Linked DNA regions of Homo sapiens: region 1 is linked to region 2. A link is a loop called in an ENCODE intact Hi-C map of the cell type or tissue named here. Cell type or tissue: CD14-positive monocyte. All regions are shown on one strand. Links, peaks and the distances in the headings refer to the core of each region. The heading gives the core; the rest is flanking DNA.

Region 1 (8,890 bases), core at 318-8,317, 63 kb after region 2:
TGGACCCCATACGGGGAGGAAAACTATCATCCATAGCCAAATTAATTCTCAAATGCATATTTCATTCATTCATTCATTCATTCACCTAGAGTTATGGCAGTAAATAAGGAAGACAATGTCTTGCCCTCAAGGAGCTAACATTCTAGTGAGTTAAACAAGTACACATGCAACCTAACATCCTCTCATCATAAGGTCTGGGTGATAATTTCCTTTAAGTACTTCAGTATAAACAATATGATTGATAGATAAATTGTCTCTAATGCATACCCATATAATTTAAAGCACATTAATCAAGAATCAACAGGCCAGAGATGGTTACTTAGTGCTTTAAAGATCATTTTAGAAATCTGCATGAGAAGGTTTGTTAATGACCACGGAGATGATTTTTTCACTGATGATGTGAGTGCTGTTCTGTATAAGCAATGATTGGAAAGAATGTTCTGCCCTTAGCCTAATGAACATACAAGCGTCCTCCAAGCCCTGCAGCCTCAAGTTGGTGAAATGGTACTCCTGGTCTAGACTCCAGATTCTAGAGCCCCCTTATCCTGCACCCCACAATTAAAGGGGCATTCCCTTGTTTAGCTGGCCCACAAGTCTGGTGGCCCTGCTGTCAGCATATCAAGCACATGGCCCTTTCATGCAAGGGCTTGCTCAGTACCCAAGGACAGCGAGATGGACTTCCTTGGAGCTCAAAAACAAACTTTGTGACTGTTTTTGTGCTAGTACACTTGGCAGGATTTGCTTCCATTGTAATATATTGCCTGATGGCAAGGTTGTGGGAGCAGGAAGCATATATTCCCCACCCCCTTCACCCTCTACTTCTAACTACCAGAGACAAAATGAATCTGACTTTTGCTGGATAGCCAAAGCATAAACATATATAATATAATGATAAGGCGTATAAGGAAAAATCAAGCAGAGCAGAGGGCCAGGGATGGAGTGGATTACATAGGTTGGTTAGTCGCGATAGCTGAAAGATTCCTCTGTACCAAAATCTTCACAAATAAGTGAGATATTTATCTTTATATTAGACGTAGAATGTATTCAAGAAAGAATGAATGAAATTGCCATTACAGAATACCAGATGACGACAGTGAAGAGAATTCTAGAGCTAGAAAGGCCCTGAGATGCTATTTATTTCATACTCCTCATTTAAATCTCAAACAATCCAGGCCCAGCTAGGCTGAGTGGTGTCCCTGAGGTCGCACAGCTGGTCAGTAAGAGATCCAAGATGACAGACCTTCGGAACTGAAGAATGGGGAGGAAACAAGAGAACTCTGTCAAAACAAGGACAGTCCTAAGGGAAGGGCTTGGGTTGCTTAATTCTGGGAAAATGTTTTGATTTTAGCTCATCAAGGAAGAGACCAATCCCACTGCACTGGGTGATGGCAGCAGCTGCCCAGGACTCTCAGGGATCGGCAGGTGTGAACAATCAGATCCTCAAATCCTTTCTGACCTCATGTCTGAAACTGTGCATGCATAAGGGGGCATAAGGGGGAAAGAAAAGGGAAGAAGGTAGGCAGAGAAAGGCAGGAACATGCGGCCAAACGACACCATGAGACAGGCTTGCCTGGCCCTGGGAGTCTGTGCAGAGTTGCAGGACGGCCCTGAGAGCGTGGGCTGCATCTCACAAGGTGTGCGCTCCTGGCCCCGAGCGCCACGGAGGAGGGGTAAAGATGGCCCCTAATGGCTGGGCACGCTGGCTCATGTCTGTAATCCCAGCACGTTGGGAGGCCGAGGCAGGCAGATCACTTGAGGTCAGGAGTTCGAGACCAGCCTGGCCAACACGGTGAAACCCCGTCTCTATTAAAAATACAAAAATTAGCTGGGAGTGGTGGAAGGCACCTATAATCCCAGTTACTCAGGAGGCCGAGGCAGGAGAATTGCTTGAATCTGGGAAGCAGAGATTGCAGTGAGTGGAGATTGCGTCACTGCACTCCAGCCTGGGTGACAGAGTGAGACCCTGTCCCCCCCCCCAAAAAAAAAAAGTGGCCCCTGAGCCATAAGCACACAGGAAATGTGAGCAGGGGACTTGGCCACAGCCACATAGTGGCAGCAGAAAGTTAACACCTGGACGCAGAGAAACATAAAGGCCAAAACCTAGAACTGGAATGAGCTGGAACAGGCCTACACCGCGGGAGCTACATTTATGACTTTTGAGAGATTTACAACTTTCACAAAGCAGGGAGAGAAAAGTAGGGACCCTGATGGATGGAAAAAATCCATTTCAACCTGTCATTACATATACTTTCATTTTGAAGACTTCAAGAGATGAGGGAAAATTGACTTATTTTTCCCAGTTAGGGTATTGAGGGAAGCTGACCAGCACAGACTAAACCCAAAAAATGAAATGCATCTTCTGTTGGTGTTCTCAGTTCTACCGCAAAGAGGGTTGAAAGTAATTTTGCTGGTGGCAGGGACTGGGGACGGAGAAATGAGGGAAAAGGAAGCTCCCCCACACCAGTATGTTAGATGGTTGGGGCTCCTTTCAGATTTACGGCAAGCTGGAAAATCCATTCTATGTCTGGCTCATGTCACATTCATATTTCATGTCTATTAGAAGAATCTCATGCCACATCAATTGTTTGTGATCTACATTACATATAATAGGCTCTCTGCTTATCTTTGACACAGGTGAGGGGCTGATGTAGAAACTGTTAAAAGACTATACAATGACTTGTATATTCAATAATGGCTCAAACTTCAAAGGTCTATCATTTTGCCCTGCTCTTCATTTCTTTCCTCATAATGCTTCTCAAAGCAATCTTGTCTTTCCAGCCTCACAATCAAGGACAAATTCCTGAATGCAACATTTGCTTTTCCGTCTTCCCGCTTCACCTCACTCATCCCTGCAGAAGTACAAGTATTCCTGGCTTCTTCAAGTCTACGCCTAAGAATTAAGAGCCTTGGGGAGAAGGGCACTGCATCGACCACTGCATCTCAATCATTGTGGCAGACGTACCACAGCACTGGGAAGCTGGCCTTGGCAAGAATCTCAGGCTATTACTACAGAGTTGGGAAGAAGGTTTAGGATCAAGATAGAGGTGACTGACCAAGGTGAGTGCATGAGCAGAGAGGTGCCTTCAACTTCCACTGCAGACAGTTCTGATATCTTGCCTCTACCTGAGGTGAGTTCTAGCCCTGGGCAAGTCAGTCCAATGAATGTCATTGAGAACCAGCTGCAAACTACTACTGCCCTACTGACCTAAGCACAGAGGTTATAGGGAAGTCTAACTTGCAAAGCCTTCTCTCAATGTCATACACCATTTTTGAAGATCAAGACATCTTAATACTTTGACCACTTGCTTCCAGGCTAGTTTTTTTGTATTCCACTCTGCCAGCCTGAGTTTCTAGCTCACTGAACTCTTGTCTCCTGGCCTGGTATCCTAACTCTGGTGTCTGTTATTTCTTAGTCCAGATCTGTGTTACCTCTGGATTTTCTTACGTTGATGGATTTACCCCCAGACTCCAACTCTTGCCTCTCAGACATGTTATTTCTATGGAGGCCTTTGTTTTCTGTTTCCTTTGACTTGAACTATTCCAGGTCTCTCTCTTAGACATATTTTCAGAATCTAACCACTTTCTCACCACCTCCATTGGCACCATTACCTCTTGCCACATTTCTTGCTGTGGACTTCATAAGTCAGTTCATGTCACTCATCTGCCCCCAAACCCCACATTGGATTTCATTTTACTCAGCAAGAAGACCAAAGCCCTTTTATTGTCCACTCTGACCCCATGGCTTCTTACCCTCTACCTTGGTCATTCTGCTCCAGCCAGACAAGCTTTGCCTCTCTTCCAACTGGTCTCTCACACTCCCACCTCAGGACCTTTGCACCTGCTGTTGCCTCTGCTGTGAATACACTCTCTCCAGATGTCTGCCTGGGTCTTTGCTCAAATGTCAGCTTTACAGTCACATCCCCCTAGACCATTCTATTTACAGTTGTAACTCTCCTTACCCCAGCATTCTCTATGCTCCACGTAGCTTTATTTTTCTCTACAGCACTTAGCACCATCCAATATACTACATCTACTTTACTTATCTGTTTGTTGGACTGTCTTCCTCAAACTATTATAGAATATAAGCTCTATCAAGGCAAAGCTTTCTGTCTGTTTTGTTCACTGCTGTCTCCCAATGACTAAAATAGTTCCTGGCACAGGATATGCATTCCATAATCATTTTTTTTTTTTGAATGAAATAGTGAATGACCTCTCTATCCCCAGCTCAGGTATCTTTCTGGCATCCAAACAAAAATATTCAAATGCCAATCGGACAGCCCCAGGTTGATGTAAAAACTCAACATGTCCAAAATGGAACTTATTACCTTCTTGACCACAGCCCAGACCCACTGTCCCTCCTGTGTCCCAGCCTCAAAATGCCATTGTGCTCCTGCAGGTGGTTTTTAAAATTAAAAAACATAAACAAAACCTGCCATCTCCATTCACTCAACTGTACACGCAGAAACTGGAATCATCTTTCTTTGACAACCTCTTTTCTTCCCCCTAACATCTAATCAAGCACCAAGCTTTGTTGAATGTATCCCTAAATATCTGTGAACATGTTGAGTGTTGACTTTTCCCCTTTCCAACCTACATTTTTCTTTCTTTCTTTCTGTTTTTTTTTTTTTTTTTTTTTTTTTTGAGATGGAGTTTCGCTCTGTCGCCCAGGCTGGAGCACAGTGGTGCGATCTCGGCTCACTGCAAGCTCCGCCTCCCGGGTTCACGCCATTCTCCTGCCTCAGCCTCCCGAGTGGCTGGGACTACAGGCGCCAGCCACGATGCCTGGCTAATTTTTTGTATTTTTAGTAGAGACGGGGTTTCACCTTGTTAGCCAGGATGGTCTCGATCTCCTGACCTCGTAATCCGCCTGCCTTGGCCTCCCAAAGTGCTGGGATTACAGACGTGAGCCACCGTGCCCGGCCTCCAACCTACAACTTAAGTGTCTTAACCAGCCTCCCTGCCTTCTTTCTGGCCATTAGAGGGAGCTCTCTAAAGGCCAAGAATGATCTTGTCATTCTCTGTAAGACAGCTCAAAGTCTCCCCGTCCCCACACAATAAGGCAATGTGAAAGAGTCTTCATGACTTGTTCTTTGAGTAACTCTTTTACTTCCAGAGCTTGTTAGCTGGTATTTGCTCTAACTGAAATGTTCTTTCCATCTTTTTGACTGGTTATCACCTACTAGATCTCAATTAAATGGAACTTCTTTCAAGAAAACCTCTCTGATGCTCTGAGCATCATGCACTTCCCATGTAATAACCCTGACCACTATATTACAACTGAAGTTTGCTTGTGCTTATGAGAATAAAGACCACAACTGATTTACTCACGGTTGTATCATAGGTGCTCAAAAAAATAGTTGTTGAGTAAATAAACAAACAGTATTAAAATTCACACCGAGATGGAATAGATATACTTTTCTTATTCTTCTTGATAAGTACAACAAAATATCCTGCACATTATATATAAAACAAACAGAACAAGACTGAAAGAGGAAAAAGGCAGAACTGCTAGGGAGCTTGGGGATGGGGAGTTCCCTGCGTTTGCCTTCTGCTCCATAGATCTCAGACTTGGAATCGAACAAGTTGCCAACCCAGAAATGCCAATAGGCACAGAAAAAGAAAAGCCACAACCAAAGCCTGCTCTCTCTAGCCCAAGGACCAGGAAAACGGCAGTCTAGCAAGATAGAAAACTTTTAGATAATAACCTCTCTCCTCAGACCAAACACCAGGAAAAAATTGTAGCTCAACTGCCAGCTACATCAGCAAAGGTCTGGTGGTAGCCTAGACTTCCACCCTTGTGAAACTAAGAAGACCTGTCAACACTACCATTGGGATGCCATCAGAGAAGGGTAAGTAAGGAGCTGGGACTTTCATCCCTGCTGGGTGGTAATGAGCTCCTCCTTCCCTCCCTCCCATGGTATCCATGATCAGGAAGGGAGTGTGGACTCCCAGCAGTAATGAGAATGCCCACTCTTGGGTGTCACTGGAGCTTAAGTGGAGTACCTGGACTTCTACGTCCACCTGGTAATAATAAGGCAATGCCTCCCTTTCGCTTGCCAGAGAGGAGTCACAGAAAGCCAATTCAAGCAAAAGGCTTAAATAAGATCCAAATTCTCATAACATAATATGTAAATGACTGCTTCCAATCAGAAACTGTTTGTCATACAAATAAACAGGAAGATTTCAAACAGAATGAAAAAAGACAATCAATAGATGGCAACACTGATATGACAGAGATGTTAGAATTATCTGATGAATATTTTAAAGCAGCCATAATAAGGCTTCAATGAGCAACTATGAACACACTTGAAACACATGAAATTTAGAAAGCATCACGGCAAAAATGGAAAAAATAGAAAGCCCTAGCAAAGAAGTAGAAGAAATAAAGAAGAACTAAATGAAAATTTTAGAACTGAAAAATATGATAACCAAAATAAAAAGCTTAGTGGTTGGGCTCAACAGCAGAATGGAGGAGACAGAGGAAAGAACCAGTGAACTGGAAGACAGAACAATGGAAACTATCTAAAGTGAAGAACAGAGAAAACAAACTAAATCAGGGACCTGCGGAACTATAACAAAAGATCTAATATTTATGTTGCTGGAGTTCAGGCAGAAGAGAAAAAGGGCAGCACTGAAAAAGTATTCAAATAGTTAAATTTTACGGGAGGCCATTGTTTTGGGCTAGTCTCCTGCACCTAGGCCACAGCAGACCAGTCCTAAGCAGAATGGAGTCACTCAGGCTAAGTGCCACCTAATCAAATTGAACTTTGAAAAGAGCCAGTTTTCCAAAAAACAGGTGATTCCGGCCAACCCAAATGAGCATAATAAGGAAGTCCCCTCTGTTTTAGCCCTTTACAGAAAGGGACTTTGAAAGGGCTATCTGCTTTTTGTTCTCTGTATCTGCTCTCTTTAGAGCTTTTCTGCCTATGAAGCCAACTTTCTCTGCTCAGCTCATTAGAGCACTCACCCCATTTTATAGAGTGAGGTGTTGCCTGCTTCTAGAATAGCAGATAAAAGTCAACTAGCTCTTTACACTAAATTTGTTGTAATTTTGTTTTTTGACAAAATAAATAATGGCTGAAAACCTCATAAATTTGGCAAAAGCTGTAAACCTACAGATTCAAGAAGCTGAGCAAACCCCAAACATAGTAAACCCAAAGAAATCCATGGCAGGCAAAGAAAAAACCTGAAAAGCAACCAGAGGAATCAATAGTTTATTCCTATTGGGAAAAAATACTTAAGACTGTAGATCATCCCCCTCTACAAATGTGGTATCTGTTTTCAGAATTCCCACAACAGACTCAGCAGTAACCCCTCACTTGCCCCAGAGAACACTGGATCTTATCTATCTTTTAAATATTGTCTTCTCTGAATAATAGGAGAAAGCTAAATGTCATAATTGCTTTAATTTGTAATTAATTTTTACTATTAGTGAAGCTGAGCATTTTTATATGCTAAGTGTTTGTTGACATTTCTTTATGAATTTCCAATTTATATATTCAGGTTATTAATTCATTTCTGTTTCAACCCCCTCCTGCCCTCAATTTATCATTTATATGTGCCTATGGTATTTTTTGCTGTGTGGAATTCACATTTTGTTTTACCCAGAGAATTCTTTTAACCTTCTCCCTGATGGTTTCTGGTTTTGAGGTCATGCTTATAACTAGCAGCTAAGGTTTTAGGGAATGTAGATTTGTTTTTGATTTGCTGTCCAGGGGTACAGTTTCCCACCTTTTGCATAGCTAAATCCTCTGGATAATAAATTGCACTTTAGTAATAATCTCCAGCCTTAAATATAAGGTATAAGTAAAGAATAAGTATTTGGTCTTCATCCCCAGTTCCCGGCATTGAGCTCCTAAAACCCTTGGATAAGAGTATCTTTTGGAGCCTGGCACAATGGGTCATACCTATAATACCAGCTACTTCAGAGGCTGGGGCAGAAGAATTGCTTGAGGCCAGGAGTTTGAGACCAGCCTGGGCAACACAGTGAGACCCCATCTCTTAAAATAAAAAAAAATAAAATAAATTAGCCTGGCATGGTGATACACATCTGTAGTTCCAGCTACTTTGTAAGCTGATGGGGGAGGATCACTTGAGCGCAGGAGTTTGAGGCTGTAGTGAGCTATGATTGAATCACTGCATTCCAGCTCTGGTTACAGATTGTAGCTCTGGGCAACAGAGGGAGACCCCATCCTTCCCCCTGCTCCACCAAAAGAGTGTCTTTTGTAGGCTAATGAGATGACTCTTGGCTGAGGGGATCCTAGATAGCTTCTGGATTGGGCTGGTCTCCAGAAAAACCAACCATATGTCCAGAGGGTTGGAATGTTCAGTCCCCTCCCACCTCTTTTTGTGTCCCTTAAATCATCATGTCCCAGTCAGTGTGTAAGTGCTCTCTAATCTGGGGAAAAAGCTAGAATGTCACCATGCATCTGTTTAAGACTGCAATTGTTATGCTCATTTTTGATACTGAGGTTTTGAAGAAAGGAGGATGTTGATGGCATTTACAGAATGGAAAAATGGTTGTTTCATTTTTTTTGGCACAGAAAAGTGCTATTCAGTAAGTACATCTAGATTTAATTCCAAAATTTCCTGCCTCTTTATCAAACGATCTAGGTAGGATAACTTATAAAAGACACAAAATTAATAAAATGGGCATAAGAGGGGGCAAATCAAGATAAGGAAGAGTGAAACAAGTATCTGGACTATGCAGATTTAGCAGAGACACAGGCTCTCTGCTTCCTGATTGCACAACAGAGAAGGAAATGTGAAGAATTACACAATTTTTATCATATGAAGTGAGGACACATAACAGCTTCTCAAAGCATGGGTGGAGGAATACAAAATGATTCCTAGAACCCACCCCTGAGATGTTCAGTCTTCATGGTAGACT
Region 2 (8,890 bases), core at 323-8,322:
AGCTAGAGAAACAGAACTGGAATGTTTCATTTCTTTTATAATATACAGAGAATACAGAGGGGAGGAAAAAGGGAATACACTTTTAACTAAAAGAGTTGACAATTTTATTTTCACATTTCCCAATACAAATGAAAACTGCATCTTTTTTGTCCCACTTCTCCCCTCCAAAACTATTCTCTTTGATAGGAGAGGGGAGCAAGACTTCCTTATGCTGTTTAGAAAACCCAGCATCACAGCAGCATGATCTCCTGGTGAAGCAGAACAGGTAATATAAAACCGACATAATGAGCCCTCTCCTTTATCCTTATCTGTCTGGTCAAGTCTTTCTGGGCCGAGTGGGCACCATCATGGGACAGGCAGGAGGTCTTATCACTGGGGACCCAGGCATCATTGGCCTGTGGCCTCCCATAAGCGGCCTCATTCCAGGAGCAGGTCCCCCTGGCATCATCCCAGGAGGAGGAGGGCCCATCATTGGCATCATGGCAGGACCCCTCATATGGGGTGCTGGCATCATACCAGGGTGAGGAGGACCTGGAAGACTAGGGGGAGGTGGTATCATTGCTCCTACAGGAGGAGGAGCAGAGAATGGAGCAGGAGGTATCTTTCCTTGTTGAAATGCAGCCGTTGTTTTGTCAATCAGGCTCTGAGCCTGCTCTTTCATCCATTTCTGATAGTAGTCTTTCACATTCTCTTTGTGTTTCCTACCACTGCAGTGTGTCTTTCTCACAGGAGGAGAGTCATGGGTGAGGTATGTATTGCAGTAGTCACAATAAAACTTGGGCATGTTGCTCTGCAGGCCATTGGCCACTCCATTCCGTGACACCCAGAAATGAATGACTTGTCTAATTTTACTAAAGCAAAGCTCTAGCTCCTTGAGGATGGGGACTGTTTAAAGTTTGTCTTAATTATCTGTATGTATTCTTTTCACTGTATCTGGCATTCGATAAAACCTTAGTAACTATAAGTTGAATGAATGAATGACCCAGCAAGACCATGAGGAGTGACCAGAAGCTCATCAGAAGGATTTGAGTTTCAGAATACAAAATGTTTTCCTCATTAAGGGGCCAGGCTGGCAGCAGAGGTGGACTGAAAGTGTGCAGAGGGAGCCCCCAAGAGCTGACTCATGCTTGCTGAACACCAGTGCTGTGCTAGCCTCTGTTGCTGTGAATTATTTTTTCTTACACCTCATAGGAATCCTTTAAGGTAGATTCTGTTTTTGCTTCCACTTTAAAGACAAGAAAACTGAGGCCCAGAGAAGTTAAATAATTTGCTGCAAGTCACATAGTGGCAATGCTAAGATTCAGATATTGTCTATGCACCTTTCTCTAGGCTACAATAAGTCTGTAGTATTCATTTGCAGGTTCTTTGATAAGACTCACCTGGAATCTTTAGGAAGCTGCCTATGACTTCATATGCAGAGAAAAACCCAGCAAACAGCTTGGAAGAAGAGCAAATTTCCCACGAGACTTGGGACTGTCATGCTAGAAGTTTGGGTATTTTTGCTTAGTATTTAGATAAATTCAGATTCGGTAATTGTGAAATTTGAGAGCTGGAAGGTATCTTAGAAATCTTTGAGTCCAGTTCCTTGAACACCTGAAGGGGCCAGTGACTTGCTGAAGGCCACTCAGCTACTGGTGGAGGCAGAATTAAAACACTGGGTCTCTCTCTCTCTCTGACCTTCCTGTAGAGCTATGCATGTTTCACCTTTTTGGTGCTTGATTTTGCTTATTGGAGTCTCTTGGTAAAACATCTCTCTTAAGACTTCAAACTGGGTGGGACGCTGTAGCTCACACCTGTAATCCTGGTGCTTTGGGAGGCGGAGGTGGGAGGACTGCTTGAGGCCAGGAGTGCAAGACCAGCCGAGGCAACATAGTGAGACCCCTGTCTCTACAAAAAATTTAAAAATTAACCAGCTGTGGTGGCATGCACCTGTGGTCCCAGCTACTCAGAGGCTGAGAGAGGAGGATTGCTTGAGCCCAGGAGGTCAAGGCTGCAGTGAGCTATAATTGTGCCACTGCACCCCAGCCTGGGTGACAGAGTGAGACCCTGTCTCTAAAAAACAAAACAAAGTAAAACCTTCAAACTGCACATTGCTTTGTCAGAGAAAGAATTTCAACTTTGCTGAATGGCCAGATGTGGTACAACAGTGGGCCTGGACCTGCTGGGACCAGGAAGTTTAGGGGAGCCAGAGAGCTCAGGGTGAGTTGGGGGGTTGAGATGATGAGGGAAGCCCAAGAAGAAACACGCTGGAAGTGGGGCCTTCCTTTCACAAACATCAGGAGAAAACATATGGGGATTTCAGAAAGTTTTCTTGAATGCATACCAGATACTAGGAACTGGAGAAATTGCCCTCAAATGCTTACAATCCAGAAAGGCAGTAGATGTGAGTACAGTCATGAGATGGGATGAAAATATAAAGGGAGCCTTGATCTCCTGGGCTCAAGCAATCCTCCTCTCTCAGCCTCTGAGTAGCTGGGACCTCAGACAAGATGAGGGCATGAAGGATTTTGCCTGGGAAAGTCAAGGAATTTTTCCTGAAGGAAATGGACTCCTGAGTTGGGTCTTGGAGGAAAAATAGAAGGAAGAGAAAGTAGGCCATTTTTTTTTTTTTTTTTTTTTTTTTTGAGACAGGGTCTTGCTCTGTTGCACAGGCTGGAGTGCAGTGGTGTGATCCTCCCACCTCAGCCTCCTCAGCAGCTGGGACCACAGGTGTGCACCATCATGTCTGGCTAATTTTTTGATTTTTATTAGAGATGAGGTCTCACTGTTGCCTAGACTGGTCTCAATCTCTTGGGCTTAACTGATCCTTGCACATCAGCATTCCAAAGTGCTGGGCTTAGAAGCATGAGCCACAGCCCATAGCCAGAAGTAGACGATTTTATACAGAGGGAGGAACAAGGGCAAAGTTGGAAGGGCTGGCAGGGCATGATGTAAATCATAGCAGTGGTTATCAAAGTGTGGTACCTGGAACAACAGCATCTGCATGACCTGGGAAAGTGTAAAAACTGGAATTGCTGGGGATGGGTTTTGCACTGTGTTTCATAAGTTCTCTCAGTGACTCTGATGAGCCTTAAAGGTTGAGTCCCAAGCTTGGCACAGTAGCTCATGCCTGTAATCCCAGCACTTTGGGAAGCTGAGGCGGGAGAATTGCTTGAGCTCAGGAGTTCAAGACCAGCCTGGGTAACATAGAGAAATCTCATCTCTACAAAAAATACAAAAAATTAGCTGGGCATGGTGGTGCACACCTGTAGTCCCAGCTACTTGGGAGGCTGAGAGGGTGAGAAGATTACTTGAATCCAGGAGGTTGAGGCTGCAGTGAGCCATTGTACTCCAGCCTGGGTGACAGAATGAGACCCTGTCTCAAAAAAAGAAAAGTGAGGTTGATTTCCACTGAATCTGATAATTCCTAATGGGAGCCTCCCTGCTCCCATGGTAGGACTTTGGGATGGCAGGGACAGGTGTGGACAGAGCATGGGGCCTATACTCTGTTTCCCTCCTTAAATGCCTCGTGGCTCCTGTGGCTCTCTGACTCAGTCAAGTGTTATACACTGAACTGTGTGCATTCGGACATAAGCTTCTTCTCTCATCTGTGAGGTCCTAGACAGTAGGGTTTCCCCATGATCCTCAGAGCTGACCACACCAGCACTAAGAGTTCCAGAAGCCTCATCATGTCTACCACGCACACAGCCCTATAAGGGGTCTCTTCTTGGCCTCTCCACCTCCTTTCTGTCCTTTATGACCTCAATGTCACTCTCTCAACCAACCTGTGGTTGAAAATCGACATACAAGGCCCTGCTCCCGGCACTGTCTATACCTCTACCTGGCTTTTTCTCCATCACATGAATCAACATTGAGCCTATGTTTTACTCTTCATTTTTTTCTTTCTTTTCTTTTCTTTTTTCTTTTTTTTTTTGAGACAGAGTCTCACTCTGTCACCCAGGCTGGAGTGCAGTGGCCAATCTCGGCTCACTGCAACCTCTGCCTCCTGAGTCCAAGCAATTCTCCTGCCTCGGCCTCTGGAGTAGCTAAGATTATGGGCACTCACCACCACATCTGGCTAACTTTTGTATTTTTAGTAGAGATGGGGTTTTGCCGTGTTGGCCAGGCTGGTCTTGAACTCCTGACCTCAGGTGATCCGTCTGCCTCGGCCTCCTGAAGTGCTGGGATTACAGGCATGAGCCACTGCACCTGGCCGATTTTATTTCTTGTCAGCCATCCCAGCCCCCAGGAGAATGTGAGGCAAAGACTTGTGTTGTTTCTATTTCACCATTGTATTCTCCACGCCAGGACAGAGTGTGACATACGTGAGGTGCCCTATTTGTCAGATGAATGAATGGTTTATATCATGTGACTCTGCATGTGTGGCTTCAGGTAAATTAATTGATTAAGCCAGGAATTAGCGCCCTTACTCCAAGGCAGCTTCCCACTGGTTGGCCCATGTCCTGTGAGGGTGTCTGGCGTGAGAGCTCTGTCATGGTGACAGGTGGAACCCATAAACCCTACTGGTAGGGAGTTTGTGAGACCTTGAGAGGGAAGACCATGAGTAGGATGGGATTGAAGAAAGGGGCCACAGAGAAAAAGCCACAGAAGCTGCGGCACAGAGGCGGATAGCAGAGACTTTAGTCAGCAGGGACAGAAGCAATGGAAGCAGAGATAGAAAAATGATGAGTCATCCTAATGACAGAGAACTCCAGCCTGATAATCCCAGAGAATGACTCAGAAACCGGTTGAGATGCAAGGGCTGCTGCAGGGCTACTAGAGCTGCTCTTACATCTCAAACGATGTCCTGCATGTCAACAAAGCCCGGCCTGGTGGCTGGTTTGCTCGCTCTTACTTCTCTGCATATCCTAAAAGCAGCTTGCCATTAACCAAGATAGACTGAGGGGCCTCTGGCCCCTTCAACAAAGTCCCTGACAGCATGAGCCCGAGGACCAGCGTGGCCCTTGCCTGGCAGGGGCTCCCAGGGACTGGGCTGTGCTGGCCCTCACCTCCCGTGGGGAAGGCACCTGCACAGGGGTGGAAGTTATCAGGTCAGGCTAGGGCAGATGGCCTTGCTCATTCCAGGAAGCAGTGCTCAGCTGAGCAGTTTCCCTTCAAAGCGTGGCAGTGGTCATGGGAAATCTATGCAATCCCACTTTCAACGTACCCTTTCTCTTTAATGCTGTGCAGAGAAAAGGTCAGAGTGAGGCCTTGTTGCTAAGCCAAGTCAGCAAAAAAAATCCCATGTTTGCCATTCCAGCGTGGCCCTGGAGAGGCTCCTTTGAGGCTGCTGGGGTGAGGTGGGGGAGTCAGAAGGTGGAGTGTGTGCAGAGAGAGGAACATTGCCCCTGTCCTCCCTGCTCTGGGACCTGTTTGTTACTTGGTCTACCACAGGGCCTGGCCCCCTTCCTACCTGCCTGCCAGTCATTTACTGTCCTGAGTCATTTCCCAAGAACATACTTGGAAAGCTTCCCACCTGTCCAGATACAATTTTTCAATATGCTAGTTGTGCTATTATATGTACGTTTTTTTTTTATATTTTATATTTATAAATGTATATTTTTTCTTCATTTGTTTGTTTCATTTTGTTTTTTGAAATAGAGTCTTGCTCTATTGTCCAGGCTGGAGGGCAGTGGCACAAATCAGGGCTCACTGCATTCTCAGCCTCTTGGGCTCAAGCTATCCTCCCACCTTAACCTCTCAAGTAGCTGGGACCACAGGCGCATGTCACCATGCCCAACTAATTTTTTTATTTTTATTATTTTACAGATGGGGTCTCACTATGTTGTTCAGGCTGGTCTCAAACTCCTGGGCTCAAGTAATCCTCCTGTGTTGGCCTCCCAATGTGCTGGGATGACAGGTGTCAGTCACCACACCCTGCCACACATATTGGTTTTCATACACAGTTCCTGGCTCATAACTCCCACAGCCCTTATTACAGTAAAAAGAATATCTCTCTCTCTGGTCTTTCCCTGCCTTCCTTTGACCTCCCCATGGCAGGACCCTAATCTGATTGTGGGTCATGAGACCCTTATTCCAGAGAGGGTCCTGCCCCGTACCCTAGAGGTAGAAATGCTGTACAGAGAGGCCAGGAAGAATCTGAACAGACAGAACAGGACTTGCTGGGTTTAGATCATACCTTTTTTTTTTTTTTTGAGACGGAGTTTCACTCTGCCACCAGGTTGAGTGCAGTGGCATGATCTCAGCTCACTGTAACCTCCGCCTCCTGGGTTCAAGCGATTCTTCTGCCTCAGCCTCCCAAGTAGCTGGGACTACAGGTGTGCACCACCACACACAGCTAATTTTTGTATTTTTAGTACAGACGGGGTTTCACCATGTTGGCCAGGATGGTCTCAATCTCTTGACCTCATGATCTGCCAGCCTCGGCCTCTCAAAGTGCTGGGATTACAGGCGTGAGCCACTGCGCCCGACCAGATCATACCCTTTTTGTCCAATCACATTTGAACCAGGTTATCCATACTTCAATCATGCCTATCCAATGAAGTCTCCATAAATGGCCCAGAAGACAGGGTTCAAGAACTTGGCCCAGAAGACAGGGTTCAAGAACTTCTGGATAAGGCTGGGCATAGTGGCTCACATCTGTAATCCTAGCACTTTGGGAGGCCAAGGAGGGCAGATCACCTGAGGTCAGGAGTTTGAGACCAGCCTGGCCAACATGGTGAAACCTCTTCTCTAATAAAAATACAAAAGTTAGCCAGGTATGGTAGCATACACCTGTAATCCCAGCTACTTGGGAGGCTGAGGCACGAGAATCTCTTGAACCCAGGAGGCGCAGGTTGCAGAGGGCCAAGATCATGCCACTGCACTCCAGCCTGGGTGACAGAGCCAGACTGTCTCAAAAGAAAAAAGAAAAAAAAAAAAGGCCAAGTGTAGTGGCTCACTCCTTTAATCCCAGCACTTTGGGAGGCTGAGGTGGGAGGATCACCTGAGGCTGGGAGTTCGAGACCAGCCTGACCAACATGGAAAAACCCTGTCTCTACTAAAAATACAAAATTAGCTGGGCATGTTGGCAAGTGCCTATAATCCCAGCTAGTCAGGAGGCTGAGGCAGGAGGAATTGCTTGAACTTGGGAGGCGGAGGTTGCAGTGAGCCGAGATCGTGCTATTGCACTTTAGCCTGGGAAATAAGAGCGAAACTCCGTCTCAGAACAAAACAAAACAAAGCAAAACAAAACAAAACAAAACAAAAACCTTCTGGGTAGCCAAACATGTGGAGGTTTCCGGGAGGGTGAACGGTTAAGAAGAACTCATGCAAGGGCCAGGAGAGTGGCCCATCCCAATACCATGAGGACAGAAGTGCCTGCACTCAGACCTTACCCTATGTTTCTCTTCATCTAGTTGTTTATTTGTATCTATTAAAATATCCTTAGGAATAATCTAGTAAATATAAGTAATTGTTTCCTTGAGTTCTGTGAGCTACTCTAGCAAATAAATCGCATCCAAAGACTGGTTTGTTGGAATCCCAACTTGAAGCTGGTCAGTCAGAGGTTCTGGATGCCTGGACTTGTCACTTGTGTCTGAAGAGGGAGTTGAATTTTTGGCACTGAGCCCTTGGTCTGTGGGATCTGATGCTATCTCCAGGTAGACAGTGTCAGAATTGAATTGGAGGGCACCCAGCTGGTGTCTGCTGCGGTATCGATTGCTTGCTTGTGGTGGGGAGAATCCCCCGCATTTCTTTCTTTCTTTCTTTCTTTTTTTTTTTTTTTTTTTTGAGATAGAGTTTCGCTCTTGTTGCCCAGGCTGGAGTGCAATGGTGCGATCTTGGCTCACTGCAACCTCCGCCTCTCGGGTTCAAGCGATTCTCCTGCCTCAGCCTCCTGAGTAGCTGGGATTATAGGTGCGCACCACCATGCCTGGCTAATTTTTTGTATTTTTAGTAGAGACGGGGTTTCACCATGGCCAGGCTGGTCTTGAATTCCTGACCTCAGGTGATCCACCCACCTAAGCCTCCCAGAGTGCTGGGATTACAGGCATGAGACACCGCGCCCAGCCACTCCCCCACATTTCATCACAGAAGTTTTCTGTGTTTATTGTTGTGTGGCGTGACAGCAGAGGAAAACATTTTGTTTTTCCTACCACTAGTGCAATTCCAAAACATCTTACTTTGGTTCTGCCCAACATTGAGATTGTTGGGGGTCATTCATTCTTCTCAAATAAAAAATATTATGCCCAGATAGCATGATAACAAAAGCTCACTCATTCCATAAATGTTTATTAAGTTTCATTAAGTGTCAGGAGCTAGACCAGATATTGAGGAAACAGCAATGACAAGAGAGAAATTCCTGCTTTTATTGAGCCTCAGTCAACAGGAAAGACGGATATTAAACAAACAATTATAAACAGGAGGAATATTTTGAAAGAGGAAGTACAAGGTGTAATAGCAAGGGGCTTATAACAGAGGAAGCTGGATGCAGTGTGGGAGTCTGAGAAAACTTCCTTGAGGAGCAGACATTTCAGCTAGGCCTAGAGGATGTAGAGGGGGTATTCCAGACAGAAAACACCACAGGTCTGTGGGTCTAAAAGAGAAATAGAGAGAGCAAGAGCAAGAGAGATGTTTGAAGAAAATAGAAGTCCTGGCTGGGCGTGGTGGCTCATGCCTATAATCCCAACACTTTGGGAGGCTGAGGTGGGCGGATCACAAGGTCAGGAGTTCGAGACCATCCTGACCAACATGGTGAAACCCCGTCTCTACTAAAAATGCAAAAATTAGCCAGGTGTGGTGGTGGATGCCTGTAATCACAGTCACTCAGGAGGCTGAGGCAGGAGAATCGCTTGAACCTGGGAGGTGGAGGTTGCAGTGAGCCGAGATCACGCCACTGCACTCCAGCCTGGGAATGGAGCAAGACTCTGTCTCAAAAAAAAAAAAAAAAAAAAAAAAAAAAAGAAAACAA

The links. Hi-C counts contacts between places; a loop is a spot of excess contacts. Peaks named below come from ENCODE experiments on the same cell type or tissue, not always from the same donor. Only the 100,000 strongest peaks of a DNase experiment are listed, where the experiment ranks them.
Region 1: it touches region 2 in a loop (2.3-fold over the local background); 2 of 110 quality-filtered maps call a loop at or near these places.

The regions. Positions count from the first base shown.
Region 1 is chr5:76,305,351-76,314,240 of GRCh38, reverse strand. The region is part of intron 12 of SV2C (synaptic vesicle glycoprotein 2C); the gene reads right to left. It overlaps SV2C-AS2 (SV2C antisense RNA 2), which reads left to right and starts at 2,612. Exons shown (of 4, transcript XR_001742750.2): 1 at 2,612-3,057. In CD14-positive monocyte, for the core only: CTCF peaks have their summits at 4,563, 4,762 and 4,967 (motif pointing right); a DNase peak (open chromatin) is centred at 4,990; H3K4me3 peaks cover 132 bases; H3K27ac peaks cover 801 bases.
Region 2 is chr5:76,368,569-76,377,458 of GRCh38, reverse strand. It overlaps the pseudogene SNRPCP2. Among named protein-coding and RNA genes, the nearest start is that of IQGAP2, 30 kb to the left of the region's middle. RefSeq lists enhancers at 4,561-4,855, 4,802-5,595 and a cis regulatory region at 4,389-5,052. In CD14-positive monocyte, for the core only: no CTCF peak of the experiment used is centred there; a DNase peak (open chromatin) is centred at 4,698.